2 separate regions of the Homo sapiens genome follow, and region 2 is linked to region 1. Evidence: read pairs that join two places in POLR2A ChIA-PET (ENCODE). Cell type or tissue: A673. All regions are shown on one strand. Links, peaks and the distances in the headings refer to the core of each region. The heading gives the core; the rest is flanking DNA. Region 1 overlaps KLHL14 (kelch like family member 14). Region 2 overlaps KLHL14 (kelch like family member 14).

Region 1 (8,354 bases), core at 1,076-6,075:
CCAGCAAATGAAAGGCCCTTTGTGCTGCTGACACCTTGAAAGATGAATGTCTCTGCATACTGAAGGGGGAAAATATTGATACTTTCAACATAATCCAGGAGGAAGGGGCTGTGGAAAATGGAAAGAAGTTTTGACTCTTTCCCATGTCCTCCCAATTTCAGTGGACTTTACTAAACTTATGATAGCTTAGTATTGCATAAAAGCAGTAAATGGGCATTTTCACATCTGGTGGTACAGCAGCAATGTATGGGAGTGATTTGGCAGGTAGAAAAGGCCAGGAAAACACAAGTTCCAGGGACTCACAGACATGAGGATGGATGTGTGAGTCAGTTCAGGCTGCGATAACAAAAATACCATAGACTGCGTGGCTTGAACAACAGAAAATTATTTCTCATAGTTTTGGAGGCTGAAAAGTGGAAGATCAGAGTGCTGGTAGATTCTGTTCCTAGTGAGGGCCCACTTCCCATTTCTGTTCTCATATGGTGAGGGGGGCAATGAGAGAGAGAGAGAGGAGAGCACACGTGTGTGCTCTCCTCTCTCTTCTTATAAAGCCGCTAATTCCATCATGAGGGTTCCACCATCATGACCTAATTACCTCCCAAAGGTCCCATATCCAAATACTATCTTACTGGTGATTAGGGTTTCAAGGTATGAATTTTTAAGGGGTGGACCCAAACATTTAGACCATAGCAAAATAGTTTTGGTTTTCCACAGGCCAGAGGATTATAGGGGTTCATAGCAATTTCTTTACCAGATCTGTTATGCCTCCAGCTGAAATCTGGGTTACATAGGAATAAAATATTTATATAGTTCAAAATTGATAAGTGATAGCGATTATTATTATGTGTAATTATTAACTTTACAAAGTACTCATTTGAAAATTCATCTTTGGAATTTTGGAGTTTTTATTGCTTAGAAGCCTTGCAGATACCATATGTTACACTGTATATAAATAGCCAGAACTTTGATTGCATAAGCAAGTTTAACAAAAATATAAAATCACTGGACTTCCTACAATGGTATTGACTCAGATCTCATTCATAAAATATAATCTACTTACTTCTCTTCGCTGCCAGCTGCCTCTGTTAGGGTAGTCACCAAATCTTACAATATTCAAGTCACCGAATTTCATGGTATCCTTGACTCTTCCATTTTCTTGCTATATTCTATAGTTTCTAGAGCTGTAATATTTCTTAAATCTTTCTCTTCATTCCAGCTGAGCGGCCATCAGCTGGATTCAGCTGGGTTGGTTCTCCCTTGTGCTGTTGTAAAGTGGTAGCCCTGCTTTCTGACCCCCATCCCCATCAACACTACATATTTTGTCAAATGAATTTTAGCAAAGCCAAACATTAATAACCAATTACATCAGTCCTCTTCTTAAAAACCATTGAATTCCCAATTACCTATCTTATTATAACCTCTCTTTCCTTTCTCTCTTTTTTTCTCCTATTAGTAAATGTCTTCCTGGAATTTCATTTGGGGGATAAAAGAGCTTGTGAGTCCAGATCTGGAAAAATGTGAAAGGGGAATTTCATATGGAAGCTGCTCAGATCGTGGGGAGGAAGTAACAGAGGTAGATCCCTCTACTCCAAGTAATTGGCCTGGCCAGAAGGAGGCTTTGAAAGGCAGCTAGCCTTCCCTAAACTTCCAGCCAGAATGGTACCCAAAACTGCCCTAAGGAGAGCTGCTACCCTTCTCTTAAAATTTTCCAGCGAAGTAAACTCCTTTGAGAGTTTGTTCCAGCTGATTTGCTGTTGTATTTAGGTGTCTTTATCATAGCTGTTCTTGGTAATTACACAGCAGCTTTCATCGGAAGAGCCTTTAAATAGACCTGATAATGCCTCTGGGAGGTAGGTAAACACAAAGTATCATTATCCCCATTTAACAGATGAAAGACTAGAGGAAAAGGGGCTTAGGCAGCTTTTCCAGTGTGCAGGATGGGTTTTATTTTCCTCCATTTCACACAAGAAACATCTCCAGGGTTTTCTCACACAACTCTTCTGTGGCTCTCAGGTGTGGCTGAAAATGCCTTACTTCCCAGAGTCTGACTTTGGGCTCCTCCTCTTCCTCACACACAGAGTCTGGCTATGTGGTGACTGAAGAACGGTCAGTCACGTGCCTATTATTTAGTTTTCCTAAGATGGAAGTAACTTTAAGATTTGTTTGATTATATCATAAAGATAATACATGCTCACTGAAAAAACTTCTGACTATACTTAAAAGCAAGAAGAACTTACTACATAGTAGGTGCTCAATAAATGTTTGTTGTATAAATGAAGATATGACGAATAAAAGAAGGAATAGAGTCCAACGTAGTGTCTCATGCCTGTAATCCCAGCCCTTTGGAAGGCCAAGGTGGGCAGATCACTTGAGGTCAGCAGCTTGAGATCAGCCTGGCCAACATGGTGAAACCCCATCTCTACTAAAAATACAAAAATTAGCTGGGGGTTGTGGCGTGTGCCTGTAATCCCAGCTACTCAGGAGGCTGAGGCGGGAGAATCACTTGAACTTGGGAGGTGGAGGTTGCTGTGAGCTGAGGACACGTCACTGCACTCCAGGCTGGGCAACAGAGTGAGACTCCATCTCAAAAAAACAAAACAAAACAAACAAACACCAACAACAAAGAAGGAATAGGTGGGCAGACTAAAAGCCCCATAAGCCCCAAGGATCAGTGGGATTACAAAATCCCACTATCTAGGAGGATGTTATAGATTCTTTATATTCTTTTTTTTCCCTTACTTGTTTCAAGGTTCAGTCAGTGGGGTGGAGGTGTCAAAAGGCAATGGGGAAAAAGGAAAAAGCGTATTTCTGAACCACAGGGTGGAAGACTCAGAGAGCCATATATTGGGAAAAGGACATTCATATCAACCAACTCCCAAATCTAAGCTGCTATTTTTACTATGTACTGCCCTAGACCCTCCACCTTTTATCCCTGTCTGAGCATGTCCAAATAATGAGTCTTTCTCTTGTTACGTTATCACGTTCATCATTTTTCTTTGGATGTCTCTGCTTATCTTTGTTCTTTAGGTCTAGTGTTGTCTTATAGAATAGGAGCCTACCATGATAAAGCACAATGTTTACCAAACTTCAGTTATCAGTACAACAGAAGACTTTCATTATTTTTGCCATAGCCACATGCTTTGAAATTATTCACTAAATATTTTATTTAAAACTGCTCACTTAAAAAAATGCTTCCTTAAAAATCCCAGGCTATTGTAGTGGTTCCCAATGTGGGAACTTTTTTTTTTTTTTTTTTTTTTTGAGACGGAGTCTCGCTCTGTCGCCCAGGCTGGAGTGCAGTGGCGGGATCTCGGCTCACTGCAAGCTCCGCCTCCAATGTGGGAACTTTTATAAGCTATCAGAACTTCTCAGGGATTCTGATTCAATGATCTGGGATGGGACCCAGCATCATATTTGTGTGTGTGTGTGTGTGTGTGTGTGTGTGTGTGTGTGTGTCTTTTAAGCTTTCTCAGTGATTCTATTAATAAGATGCAACGGGTATTGAGAACCATGGTTCTAAGCAATTATATTTACTAAATCATGGGCTTCATGGGTTAATTATTTTATCTCTAACACACGTTAAAATATAACAATACCTAACTTATTATAAATGTTAAAATGATTTCTTGTGTACCATCTGAAATTGTCTCACATTCTACCAGTGGCAGATAAATCCTACTTGGGGACGCACTATAAGAAATGGAAGAAATCAGGACTTTAATATCTGAAGCTCTGAAAACCTGTTACATTCCAACTCTGCCACTTCCTGTCTGTGTGACCATGTGAAGATCAACAACTTTGTTGGCTGTTGCTTTACACATTGCAATTTTGATTAGCCATCTTCCCACCCCTTCACTTCTCATCCCGCCCCTTCACTTCTCATCCCGCCCCTGTGGCTCACATGGGTCCTCCACAATTCTTCCAGAATGTTACTGTGTCCTCTAGCATGCAGTTACGGTAGTTGGCTTATGCTTTTGCCACATTCCTCTAGGCACCAAACTTGCAGACTGGCTGGTGATGGCAGGGGCAGATATAACAAAAAAGTCTTAAGACCTTTATCTGAATCCATGAAATGTAGCCCACCCCCACCACCCAAGGCTTAGCTCATAAGCCCCAAGGATCAGGACGAGTTTATCTTTATATTATACATAGCACTTGACACTTCATCCTTGGCCCTTTGCTTCATGAGGGACAATGGCTTCCAGCCAAGTTTATACTCACTGCATTTCCCCCTCCTTCTCCACCTCCCAGATTAAAGCTTCCTTTGGTAACTAGGAGCAGTTGAATATCTTCTTTGCTTGATTACCTGTATAATCCCTAATTCTAATACCTCCTACTTAGCACCTTTCTTCTGAAGAGCATAAATTGCAATGGAAATAGCATCTCATTAATCCTCCCCACATCCCTGTGAGGAAGTTGCGTGGCAAGCATTAGCTCTCAGACTAATCCTCCTGCCTGCAAGTGGGATGCAGGGTCCTGCTGCTCTCTAGCACAGATGCTTGCTACTGAGCAAGCTGGTGGGGACAACCAACATGTGTGTGACAGGAGAAAGCTCTTCTCTTTGTTCAAGAGAGATGTGGTTCTGTGCAGCCTGCCACAGTGGAGCCATTCAAGCTCTGTATAGCCTAGTGACGAAAGGAGATAAAGCATCACTCTCAGGCTAGTGATGGACTCGTAAGTAATGCCTGCATTTAAACTCCTAATAAAGCCCAATTATTAGACTATGCTGCCTCCTGAGAGCCAGTCTCATTACTGAGACTTCGTCCTGTCTTTTTCTTTCTCCCTCCCATCTGGCTGGCTTTTGGAAGAGATAAGAGTGACTTTTTGACCTAAGGAAACTTTGGCACCTGCTGCAGAAGAAAAAGTGCAGAAAGACACCAAGGTCACAAAATAATAATGAAAATTCAAGTTCAGAAGGATGCAACATCTTTCCACTAAAATTATATCTCTGAGAGAGTGAGACATAATGGTAGAAATGAATATTTTGACAGCAACCTGACATTCTGAAGAAAGGAGTTCAGCCATTCAAGATGATGCTGAGAGGGACAACAGCCTCCCGATCCAAAGTCCAATTTCATTCTTTACTCTAACTCCAGGGAGAGGTTCCCTGTGGGGAAACTGTGAGGCTCTTTCGGAGGAACTGGAGCCAGCCTCCTGCCAACCAGGCTGTTTCCAGTTGGAGAGTCACTGCAGGAGTGGCCATGCAGGGAGATACTGAGAAAAGTTAGTAACAGGATAGATTTCTCCAGGCTTCTCCCGGAATATTCATGGCAACAAATAAGTGTCCATTTTCAAGAAGGGAGTTTCAGTGGATTCCTTCTAAAAGGACTCAACGTTTATTTTTAGGGTAAGAAAAATGCTATGAAATCATCCTGGGGCAAAGATAAAAGAAGAAGGTTATCCTTATTTTTGTGTAGATCTGCAGCAAGGGAGGGAGGCAGGCCCTGGCGGGTGTGTGTGCTGAGGAGACAATGAGGTGTGGCTTGTGGAATCCTGCTTAGGGACACCCTGCTGCTGTGGGTGAAATGGAATCTCTTATCTTCCTCTGCTTTTCCTCTCCCTCCTTGTAGGGAGCCAGTTCTTTCTGTTCTTTGCTGTATCACCAACCCTCGAGGGACCATGGTGCCACAATGAACCCTAGGTGGAGGGCTCCGTGGTGTCTAGGAAGCCCTCCAAGGTCATCCCCCACTGGAAAGGGCATTCACAGAAGCCTCTAAGACCCACCCAATCAGCTAATCTGGAGCAATATTCTTTTCATTATCAGATCTTTGACATGCAGCAACAAATTATTCTGAAAAGTTTACCATATTCTCTGAAGCTGAATTGTGGATGCTATACTGTGTGGCTTGAATTATTCTCTAGTGCAAATTCTGTAGTGCGCTAGGGACCCGAATTTCATCTCTAGGAAATAAATCCCCTAGAATTTGGTAATTCCAGCAACTTTCCCTATGACTCATTTCCCTTTTTCTCATATCAATTAATGAAATTTCTTTTAATTTTGCAAAAATTTTTCCCCATTTTTTAAGAAATCACTATCAGTATTTTCTCCTATCTTTTATAGACATGTAGCAAATTCAAAAAACAGAAGCAATTATTTGTTTAGTTCCATGATTTTCAAAATGTGGTCCAAAATCTACTGGTAGCAGAACTACCTATGATGCTTGCTAAACATGCAGGTTCTTGGGACCTCCTTTCAGATCAATTTATTTAGAATCTCTGGGGTGGAGCTAGGGAAGATATATTTTGTTAAAAAGCTCTATGTTTGATTCTTGAAAAAGCTACTGGTCTAGGCAAGATCTTCTGGAATTGAGGAAAAAGGATCTGAATTTTTTTTTCTCTACTAGCTTTACATTACTGGAAGAGCTATTTATACACTGCTGACTTGGATAACTGTTCAGCTGCCTAGATAACTTTGCTTGTATGGATCTAGTTGAAAAGCAATATTTCAGTTAATTTCCCTGTTTTCTAATTTTGTGTCTTAAACGTGGCTTTGTTACGGACCAAACTGTGTTCCCTCCAAATTCATGTGTTGAAGCCCTAACCCCCAAAGTGACTACATTTGGAGATAGAGCTTTTAAGGAGGTAATTAAGGTTAAATGAGGTCATAAGGGTGAGGCCCTGATCCAATATGACTGATGTCCTTATAAGAAGAGGAAGAAACACCAGATCTTCCTCTGCATGTAAGCACAGAGAAAAGGCCATGTGGGCATACAGCAGGAAGGCAGCTGTCTACAAACCAGGAAGAGAGGCTCCGCAGAAATCAACCCTGCTGGCACCTTGGTCTTGAACTTCCAACCACCAGAAATTGGAGACAATAAATTTTTGTTAAGCCACTTGGAGACTTTAGGGTTTAGAGTTTCCTTCACACACACACACACACACACATGCAAATGTGAAACACTTTCAAAAAAAACCTTTCTAAGGTGAGATTATTCCTTCTCTTAATAGGTCAAAAGAATGACTGTTTTCCTGGAAGTTGGACTGTCAGTTTGATTAAACTGATGGAAGGCTTGAGGGGCTCTTTCCTGCACAAGAGGTGTCCCTTTTCCTGGGATAGATTTTTACCTAGACTACTTGCTGTTGGTTTCATTTGCTGCTCCTTAACCCTGGAAAAATCCCAAATCTTGAATTTATTTAAGTGCCTTAAGGGTGGTGTTTAAATATTTCAGTTTTGCATTGCATGTCTATTTTCTCTTTTCAATTTTGAATACAACAATGCCAATTGAAGTTTGTCAGGATTCTAGGTGTTCTGAAGTGACTGTCTAGAATTAGATACCTTCTCTACATGACTAGAAGTTCTGCCAAGGGAAGAAGATATCTTCTAAAGACAAAAACATGTGACTAATTTCTAGAGGTTTTCTGCATTCTTGGGATTTGTTGAAAATGCATTCTACAACCTGTGAAATTATCACATACTTTTGATAATACCTTGTCTCCCTGAAATATAAAGAAACCCACACTATGATCCCTACCATCTTGCACTCAGAGCTGTCATAGTGGCTCAGTCTTCTTTCTTATGTATCAAAGATGTAAATCTTTTCAGAGAAAGCAAGAATTTGATTGTTCATGAAGATACATAATCAAAATAGAAATTGTTCTACCCAGCAGCATAAACATTAAGCCCAAGAAACAATTTGTTGGCCAATCTTCCATATCCACACACTAGAAGCGACAATGAAGTAACAGTACCCAACTTACTAAGAGTAGTAAAAGTAATTTCTCTTCAAGAGCAGCAGTAGCAGCAGTTTTTGTCCTTAAGGAAAACTGCCAGGAGACTGTAGCAAAGGAAAGATGAAACTGGATAAGTTATTCTCATGATAAATTTAGCTTTTCCGTGTCGGAATCCACTTGGTGATATGTGTGGTGAAGCCCTCCATTGAATCTCAGCCATGACTGAAAATCCCGTGCTTTGCTGTTTCCTGCTGATCCCCACAAGGAACGTTTTAAACTGAGAGCTGCTGTTTTTTGTTTTGTTTTCTTTTGACATGCAGTACTTCTTCTTCTATAGTGCTTCTTATCAGTTATCATGTCTTGGAAGTCAAAACAATTTCACCTTATTTCCTAAAATAATTATTGTATTAACATTGCTTGAAAAAAATATTTCTTATGTGTCTTTAAGAAAATTTAAGTAAATAAGTCGAGTAATGAAAATATTTTCCTTGAAATGAAAGATTTGCTTATCCAAGTCCAGAATATCATTTAAGAAATATGATGCCCAAGTCAACAAAGCTAAAATGATCACATGAAAACAAACAATACCAAAATCAATCACAGATATTTTTCTCTGCCACACCAAATACCAAGATTTTTAATAATAGTCATAAGTGTCATATAAAAGCATCTAGAGAATTTTG
Region 2 (8,354 bases), core at 1,466-6,465, 84 kb before region 1:
TTAAGCCTAAATTTTCCAGCTATAAATCCTGGAGAGTTTATAATAAATATTCAAGATTACCTATGTGTCCATCCATCTGTCTCTCTCATCTATCTTTTCTTGTTTCTTTCAAGTCAAATAATTATATAAAATTATTTCTTAAAACATTGATTACCTACAACTGATTTATTATCCATAAAACAACATCTAATTTGCCCAAATATTACATAACATCTCTATCAATTCAGTGTCATGAGTTATTTAAAAAGCCAACCCAGAAGTCCTAGGCTTTTAATGTAGGAGAAAGTCAGGCCATTTTGATGAACTTTGTTTAGTCTTCCTTCATGCTATGCCTGATAGTATTATAATTATATAAGCTTTCATTTGGTCTATCTTTATATTTAAATGCTGTCTTTTATAAGCATCATTCATTTTTAAAACCAATCTGACAAACTTATTCTTTTACTAGGACTATTTAGTTCCTTTTTCTTTAATGAAATTACTGGTATGTTTGGTTTTACATCTCCCATCTTACTATTTGCTTTCTATTTTGGCTGTATTAATATTATCTTTCCTCTACTTTCTTGATTTTTGAATTAAATATTTACATTATTTCTTTTTCATCCTGCTCATTTATTAATTTTACACCTTATTCTTCTTTTAATATTTGTCCTACAGATCACAACATACATCCTTGACTTATTACAAATTATTACTCTGAACTCTTTCCTAATGTTACTAGAAACCTAGAACCTTTGAACTTTATTTATCTTTCCCTCCTGCCTTTCAAATAATTCATGTTATGTATTTAAGGTGCCTATAAACTTAAAATTTCACAAGAATTCACAGTTTTTATACAATCTATATTTATTTATAGTTATTCACATATTTATCCTTTCCTGTGTTCTTAATTTTCTCCTGTTTTTTTCCATGTTTCCATCTCTGATTATTTTCCTTTGCCTGAAAATCTTCCTTTGGTATTTCTTTTATGCAGACCTACTGACAATGAACTCCCTTAGTTAGTTAGTTTGTTTGTTTTTTTGCTTGAAATTGTCTTTATTTTCAGTGATGAGAGAATATTTTTTACCAGATACTGAATTCTGGAATGGTTTTTGTTTTCTTGCAGCACTTCAAAAATGTTATTCTAATGTCTCTGGCTTCAGTCATTTCTGTTCAGAACTAAGTCGAAAGCCACGTTATTGCTCCTTTGAAAATAATATGATATTTTTCTCTAGCTATTTTTAAGAATCTCTGTTTTTTAGGAATTTTACTGTACTTTCATACAGTATGTTTCAGAAATGTACTGTGTGGTTTTCTTTGTCTTTATCCTGCTTGGTGTTTGTTGAGCTTCTTAAATCTGTGAGTCAATATCCTTTAACGGTTTTGGAAAATTCTTGGCCAATACCTCTGAGACTGCTGGTTTTCTATCATCTCTCTTCTTGCTTTCTTGAACTGTAATAATACACATGTTAGACATTTTGAGCATGTCCTAGAAGTCTCTTCCACTTCAATCTATATATTTTTTCTATTCTTTGTTCTCTCTGTGCTTCATTTTGGATACTTTCTGTTAATCTCTCTTCCAGTTTAGACACGAATCCTGTGTCTAATTTGCCATTAATGCCATCCACTGAGTTCTTAATTTAAGATACTGTGTTTTTTAGTTCTAGAGTAACTACTTGATTCTTTTTTTAAAAAATAGACTCTAATTCTGTGGTTAGAGCTTTCATCGTTTCATTTATATTTTCTACTTTTTTGTATTTAACATATTGATCATAGTTATTTGTTTGCTGATTCAAACATCTGGATCATCAGTGGGTCTATTTCTCTTCATTGCTTTATTCTGTAGATTATAAGTCACATGATTTTTTTTCATGAGTAACAATTTTTGGCTGAATGAATGCTTTTGTGTATGAAAGAACTGTAGGCTCCATATGGTTTTATCTTCTATCAGAGAAGGAGTCCCCTTTTCTGTTATGCAGATAGAGTGAGGAAGTTATTATCTTAATTCATTCAGGGATCAAGCTTGGCTGGAACTCATTTTAGTAAGATTCAATCTATACTTGGTTTGTCACTCTTCCTAGGGTAGGCCCTCCCAGGCTTTTGGCTGTGAGTCCAGTCAGCCCTGCAGTTTGCAGGAGATTCAGATTTTCCCTTTAGAGGAGTTCAGCCTAACATTTATTTATTTGTTTGTTTGTTTATTTATTTAGAGACAGGATCTCACTCTGTTGCCCAGGCTAGAGTGCAGTGGTGCTATCTCGGCGCACTGCAACCTCTACTTCCCAGGCTCAAGTGATCCTCCTGCCTCAGAGTAGCTGAGAATACGGGCATGCACCACTACGCCCAGGTAATTTTTGTATGTTTTGCAGAGACAGGGTCTTGCCATGTTGCCCAGGCGGGTCTTGAACTCCTGGGTTCAAGCAATCTGCCCGCCTCTGTCAGCGTAACTTTTTATCCTCACAAATCATACCATTTTAATATTGGCAAATGTCTTTAGGGGGTGAGCAGTCATGTATTTGAAAGAGTTTTCTTCACCTTGAAAATCTTTAATTTCTAAGCACTGTGAGATTGTGGGAGCTATTTTCTGCCTTTTGGAAGTTTTTGGCCTAGCTTTTTATCTTCCTGGGCAATACCAGAACTCCAAAATTCCCTTCAAGGAAAACTGGCTGTGTTTAAGGCTTCTCAAGTTTTCATTTTTGTCAGTCCAGTTTTGTGTGGCAGCTAACACTTTTGCTGGTTTCTCTTTCCAGTAGCATAGCCTCTTCTCTTTCTGAGCCAAGGTTGATCAACTTTTGGTCAGAACTGGAAAACGTTCCTAGAGAAAAATATTAGTGGCCATAATCAGCTCATCTAGGAACTCTGTTCTCCTCTGGAATTTTAATTAATCTAGTCCTAATTGCTTTCATAGATCTCTCATGCCTTTAACAATGTTAAACAAAATACCATTCATCTTTTGCTAGTTGTCACAGTGGAAATCTTGGCCTGCTCTGAACTACTTTATTCTATCTGGACATAAAAGTTCTTGCCTTCACACTTCATTATTCAAACCATCATCCAATACACTAATCTGGAAATGATTGTACTACTATTTTTGATCTAGCACTTTTCCATGTGAAAATGGCTTAGTTATTATCTGCTGTATTTTCAAGGACTACCTTACAAACATTAATTGAAAAAATATCTCTTATTTTCTACCCATTCTTCATGACTGACTCTGTATACAGCCTTTGCCTCAGTCTTCCTTGAGTCCCCTAGTTGGACATAAACTTCTTTCTGGAACTCCCACAACACCTTATTTGTATGATTTTATTGCACATATACTTTACATTATGGTTACTTACGTATTAAGAGCTTCATCCACACTGGGAGGAATCAATAAATAAAAGACTGACTGTAATACTGGGGATATATTTTGGGGATACCAAGAGAGTTATTACATACTAATCCTCATTGTTTGTGAAGAGACCACCTAGGAAGCAATATTTGTGAATGTTTCCTGAGCTGGAGGCAAGAATCACACCAGTACTATCCATTTGCTTTTCGGAAAAAAGATTTTCATAATAGTAGGGTTAAAATTCTGGTTTTTCACAGCCATTAAATAAGGGGAACATGGTTAATATGACAAAAGCAACTAGTGGTCACATACTTACAGACCTTTGTATCAAAGGCTATTGTAGGGCTTATTATATTGGTAGCAGTTAGGATCCAGAACATCCATGTACAATTTACATTTTCAAGATTATGCACATAAAATTTCTGAGTCAGAAATGACTCTGCTACTCCAGGAATTCTAATACCCCTAAAATCAACCACCATTTAAGCAACTGAGCACTGCTGTGAGCAAACATGGTGGGGAAACACAACATTCAGACGTTGCCTCTTATACACCAAGGGGCTTAGTTAAAACAAGGCATAAATATTACACATAAAACACCATCAATATTAGAAAATATGTGACAGAAGCTACATGAATAATGCAGCTGGTAAATATTCTAAAGACATAGAGGAGATGATGACTATTCTAGGGGTGGTCTAGTTAGACACGAGGATTATATCTTCTCATGGGACCTCATATAGCCTCATGTAGCTTATATAGCCTCAAGGGACTTTGGCTTTAAAGTTCCTTTTCTTTTTTCTTTCTATCCTGTGAATTGGATTAATACAACCAATTGTGTTGGAAGAGAAAAGAATAAACTTAATATGGCTTTCCATCCCAGCTGGCTTTAATAGTCCCAATTGCTTTTAAGAAAAACTTGTAAGACAAGTAAAGAACTTCCTGCCAAACTGTATGAATGCCATCTGGCCTGGTGTGGAAGCTTGGTGGTCTAAGTCCATTCATTAAAAAAGTACAATTTACCACAGCTATTCTGGAAGAGCCTGCAGGTGGAAGGAGCTGCAGTGTTTCTCATCAGAAATGTTAAATGAAAAAAAGGATCAGAGATGAACCAAATAAGCAATGTCCCTGAAGATCCGAAACTTAGAGATTTCAAAGTGTTATGGTGAAATAATAATAGTAGTTGGGTAGAACATGAACTGTAGAATAAAATTGGTGAAAGGGAATCAGAAAAAAAAACAGACATAACAGTTGTTTCTTCCAGTTTTTAGATTGCCTTTCATAGACAAAGACTTCTTCCTGTAGATGTATCGGTGGCATTAGTTGGGTAGGGCGCTTTAGTTTTGATTCTGGGTATGTGCAGTAGGGTAGTTGTTGTATGATTTCTTTGGCTGTCAGTAGTGTCAATGGTGTCTGTGATTTCCTCAGTGGCTTAGGCTGAAGTTGTTAGTGGAGGCTATGGTGAGACTTTGCTTAGGATGGGGAGGCCAGGTGGGCCAGTCCTGGGGCCCCTGTAATGGCAGTGGTGAGCTAAGCGTGCCTGTCCTTGGGTCCCCCTGGTGGTGTACATGGGCACTGGTATTAGTGGGTCTAGGAAGACCAATTCTTGGGCCTCCAGGCTACCTGATGGCAGTGACAGCAGTGGGCTGGGTGGCTGGGCAGGCCTCAGGTTGCTGGGCAGTGTGTATGGCATGCATGATGGCAGTAGCAGTAGTAAGATAACCTCAGGCTCTCAGATGGCATGAGCTGGTGTCAGCGGTGGCTGCTATGGCTGGGTGAGGCAGTCCCCAGGCCCCTGGTGACATGTGTGGGTGGTACCAGTGTTGGTGGTGGTAGCAGGCTGAGTGGGCCTGTTCTCAGGCCTCCAAAAAGAGTGCACAGACGTCAGTGGCGGGAGGTGAGGTGGGGTGATTCTCAGGTTTCGATGGTATGCTTGGGTGCTGGTGGCAGGTTTTGTGGGACTGTTATTATGGTGCACATGTGCACTTGAGGTGACTGATGGGTCAACTGTTCCAGATTTGAGCAACGTGATTGGAAGCAAAGAGCCTGCTATCTCCCTGCAACCAAATGTTCACCTTTCCCCAGCCTACCCCTACAGGCCATTGTGTTGTATATAAGGGATTTGGAAGGCCACAGAATAAGAGTCAGCTTAATAAATAAAGAAGGGAAAGGGAGGTTACAATCAAGGATCACTTTATTACTTTATCTGAAGTGATATAATTCTTCTGTGCTTGAGGAGTGGACAGTCCCACGCATTAATTTACTTCATTGTCTTGTCTTTAGCATCATTAGTGAACTAAAATACACTAAAATAATACTACTGCTGCTAATGTTAACAATTAACGTTTACTGGGTCCTTAATATATGCTAGGCAACAACCTAGAATAGAATAAGCCACTCAAGCTTCAATTTATAGAAAAATTTTTCTTATTCTAAACTTTTGTGTTGCATTCTTGAAGCACATTTTTACTATGCATATCTAAACATGCACTTTTTGTTATTGCACCAAGCCTATAGAGTCAACAAATGTAGAATACCTTTGCTATGGCCTGAATGTTTGTCCCCTCCAAAACTCATATTAAAGTTTAATTGCCATTGTAACAATATTAAGAGGTGAGGTCTTTCAGAGGTGTTTAGGTCACAGGGGCTCACCTTCATGGGTGGAATTGGTGCCACTATAAAAGGGCACATTGGGCCTCCCTTGTCTCTCTCACTTTCTTGGTTTCCACCATGGGATGACACAGTAAGAAGGCCCTGGCCAGATGGCAGAAAGTTGGTGTTGGACTTTTCAGCCTTCAGAATTGTGCACCAGTAAATTATGCTCATTATAAGTTACCCACTTTCAGGTATTCTGTTCTACCATCACAAAATGGACTAAGATAACCTCCATAAAGACACACCACCCTATATTTGGTGTATATTTATTCTACAATTCAGAGCAGCACTATATAGCTACAGCGACACAAAGCAAATATACTATGTATTTGAATATTTTATTCCTACATTGACCCTTCTGCTGCTTCTTATTGGCATAATATTTTCCACTAAAGTTTTAATATCCTCAAGGTTAGGTGCTTCTAGAAAGTCAGGCATGATCAGTCATGATCGGTCCTTTCTGTGAGAACTCAGTCTATCAAGGTACTCATCAATGTGTATTAGTTGGCTTTGGTGTGCTTTACTACTCTTGTTTTAGCTTATTTATTTGTTTTTAAAAACTATTTTGACCTAAAGAATTAAGTTTAATCAGAAGTCAGGCATTTATAATGATGCTCTTTGGGATATTCAATGAATACTTGATACTTACCATGTTGATAATGATGATAGTTTGTTAAGTGATATAAGTGTCAAGCAGCTGGGAAAATATGACTTTGGCTGAATAGGGTAGAACAAATGCAGACACTAATTTCAAGCTCACAGACACAGCTTAATTAATTTTAAAAATCTGGTCTGTATATGCATTCTTCCAGTTTTAGTCAGTTTTAAGATGTATTCTTAGAAAAAATATCTTTTTTTGTCCCCTCAGTATATTTCCACTTTACCCAAAATTCCTTCAAGTATTAACTAACTAAATATAAAACATGAAAGTACAGTCTAGCGAGGGACATCAAGTAGGTGGCTTATTGGGATTAGGAAAAAGATAAGCATGCCTTCTTAACATCTCATGATATTTAGTCAGCACTGGAGCCTTGGGTATTTCAGGGGATTTGGAGAAGCCCTTCAGCAACTAGCCATTGGCTCAGGAGAAGGGTCTTCTTTCAGTGTGCTACTCTAGTATGTGGAGGAGAAGATCCAATGGAAGGAGAAAGAAACTCCATTACTCTTTCTTGTGGAATATTAGGGAGAATCAAAATATCCTCTAATTTTGAGTTTAATCATCACTAATGATAGATTTGGCTGGGAAGCATTAAAGTAAATTCCCCCCAGCTTACAGGCTTCCGAACGTAGCTCCTGATCTTACACAGCTCTTTGCCTGGAAGGCTGCCCAACTGCTACCCTTAACTGCAAGCCTTAGTTCCCCCTATGTCTCCCATAGCCCCTCTAATTGCCCTGTACAACTACTTCATCAGATCTTCAAAAGAGAATAAAATTAAATACTATGTATTTGATAATTGATTTAATTAAATGTGTGACTCACTTATTCTTTAAAAAGGGTGCAGTTATTTTTAACACAAATGGTGCTTCTAATAATGTGTATAAATATTTAGTTATTTGATCTCAGATAAGTTATGTCTTATTATAACACTCTTGTAGTGAAAACATCAGATTCCACTCATATGATTTTTAACTCACAGCATTTTCCAGAAGTATTCCATAATTTTAGCACTGTCCATACTGTATACATTTACATATTGTGAGAAAGCCAAATAACACTTGTAAATCACAGCTTCAGAACAAAAATATTTAGGCATTTACATATCACAAACCTTCAAACGGTTTAATGTAGAGATTTATACATATGTAAGTAGGATATGAGAGACAGTTGAATTAGTACATAAAGTTTTTATTTAAAGTTTTCCCCTTCCAAGCAAGCTTCATTTACACATTCTAATACTGTACAAAATTTACATTCTCTGTGACTTATTTATTCACTTTTCACTTTCTAGTAACTTATGTCTCTCTGAAATACAGAAAGCTTTACTTATAATTCTCATAAATGCTTTTATTTTGGTGAGAAATAAAAAATAAAATGCAGAACAAGTCTAAGGAAAGCAAAGGTTCTTGTACAAATTGTGACTTTTGGAAGAAACAGTGACAGTTGACAACAAAAGGTTCTGAAGCAGACCTCATTCTATTCATGATGTCAGCTGAGATTTTCCCACAGAGTACTGTAACTTTTCTTTCTATATACTCATATGTTTTAAGGAAAAAGAAATGACAGTTGATTGCACTGGATATACATATATTTATATATATATATTTTTACAACGGATCCTTTGGATCTGAACATACAAATAAATACAAAAACAACGAAGATTGCACTTTACTGTAGAAACGGCATCGGATTCCAGTATACCCATTTATCTTGACGTGCTCTGCCATGAAA

The links. Peaks named below come from ENCODE experiments on the same cell type or tissue, not always from the same donor. Only the 100,000 strongest peaks of a DNase experiment are listed, where the experiment ranks them.
Region 2: POLR2A ChIA-PET joins it to region 1 with 5 read pairs; 1 of 35 experiments calls an interaction of 5 or more read pairs at or near these places.

The regions. Positions count from the first base shown.
Region 1 is chr18:32,749,541-32,757,894 of GRCh38, forward strand. The region is part of intron 2 of KLHL14 (kelch like family member 14); the gene reads right to left. Among named protein-coding and RNA genes, the nearest start is that of KLHL14, 19 kb to the right of the region's middle. In A673, for the core only: no CTCF peak of the experiment used is centred there; a DNase peak (open chromatin) is centred at 5,561.
Region 2 is chr18:32,664,878-32,673,231 of GRCh38, forward strand. It overlaps KLHL14 (kelch like family member 14), which reads right to left. Exons shown (of 9, transcript NM_020805.3): 9 at 7,796-8,354. Among named protein-coding and RNA genes, the nearest start is that of KLHL14, 100 kb to the right of the region's middle. In A673, for the core only: a CTCF peak has its summit at 4,877 (motif pointing left); a DNase peak (open chromatin) is centred at 4,144.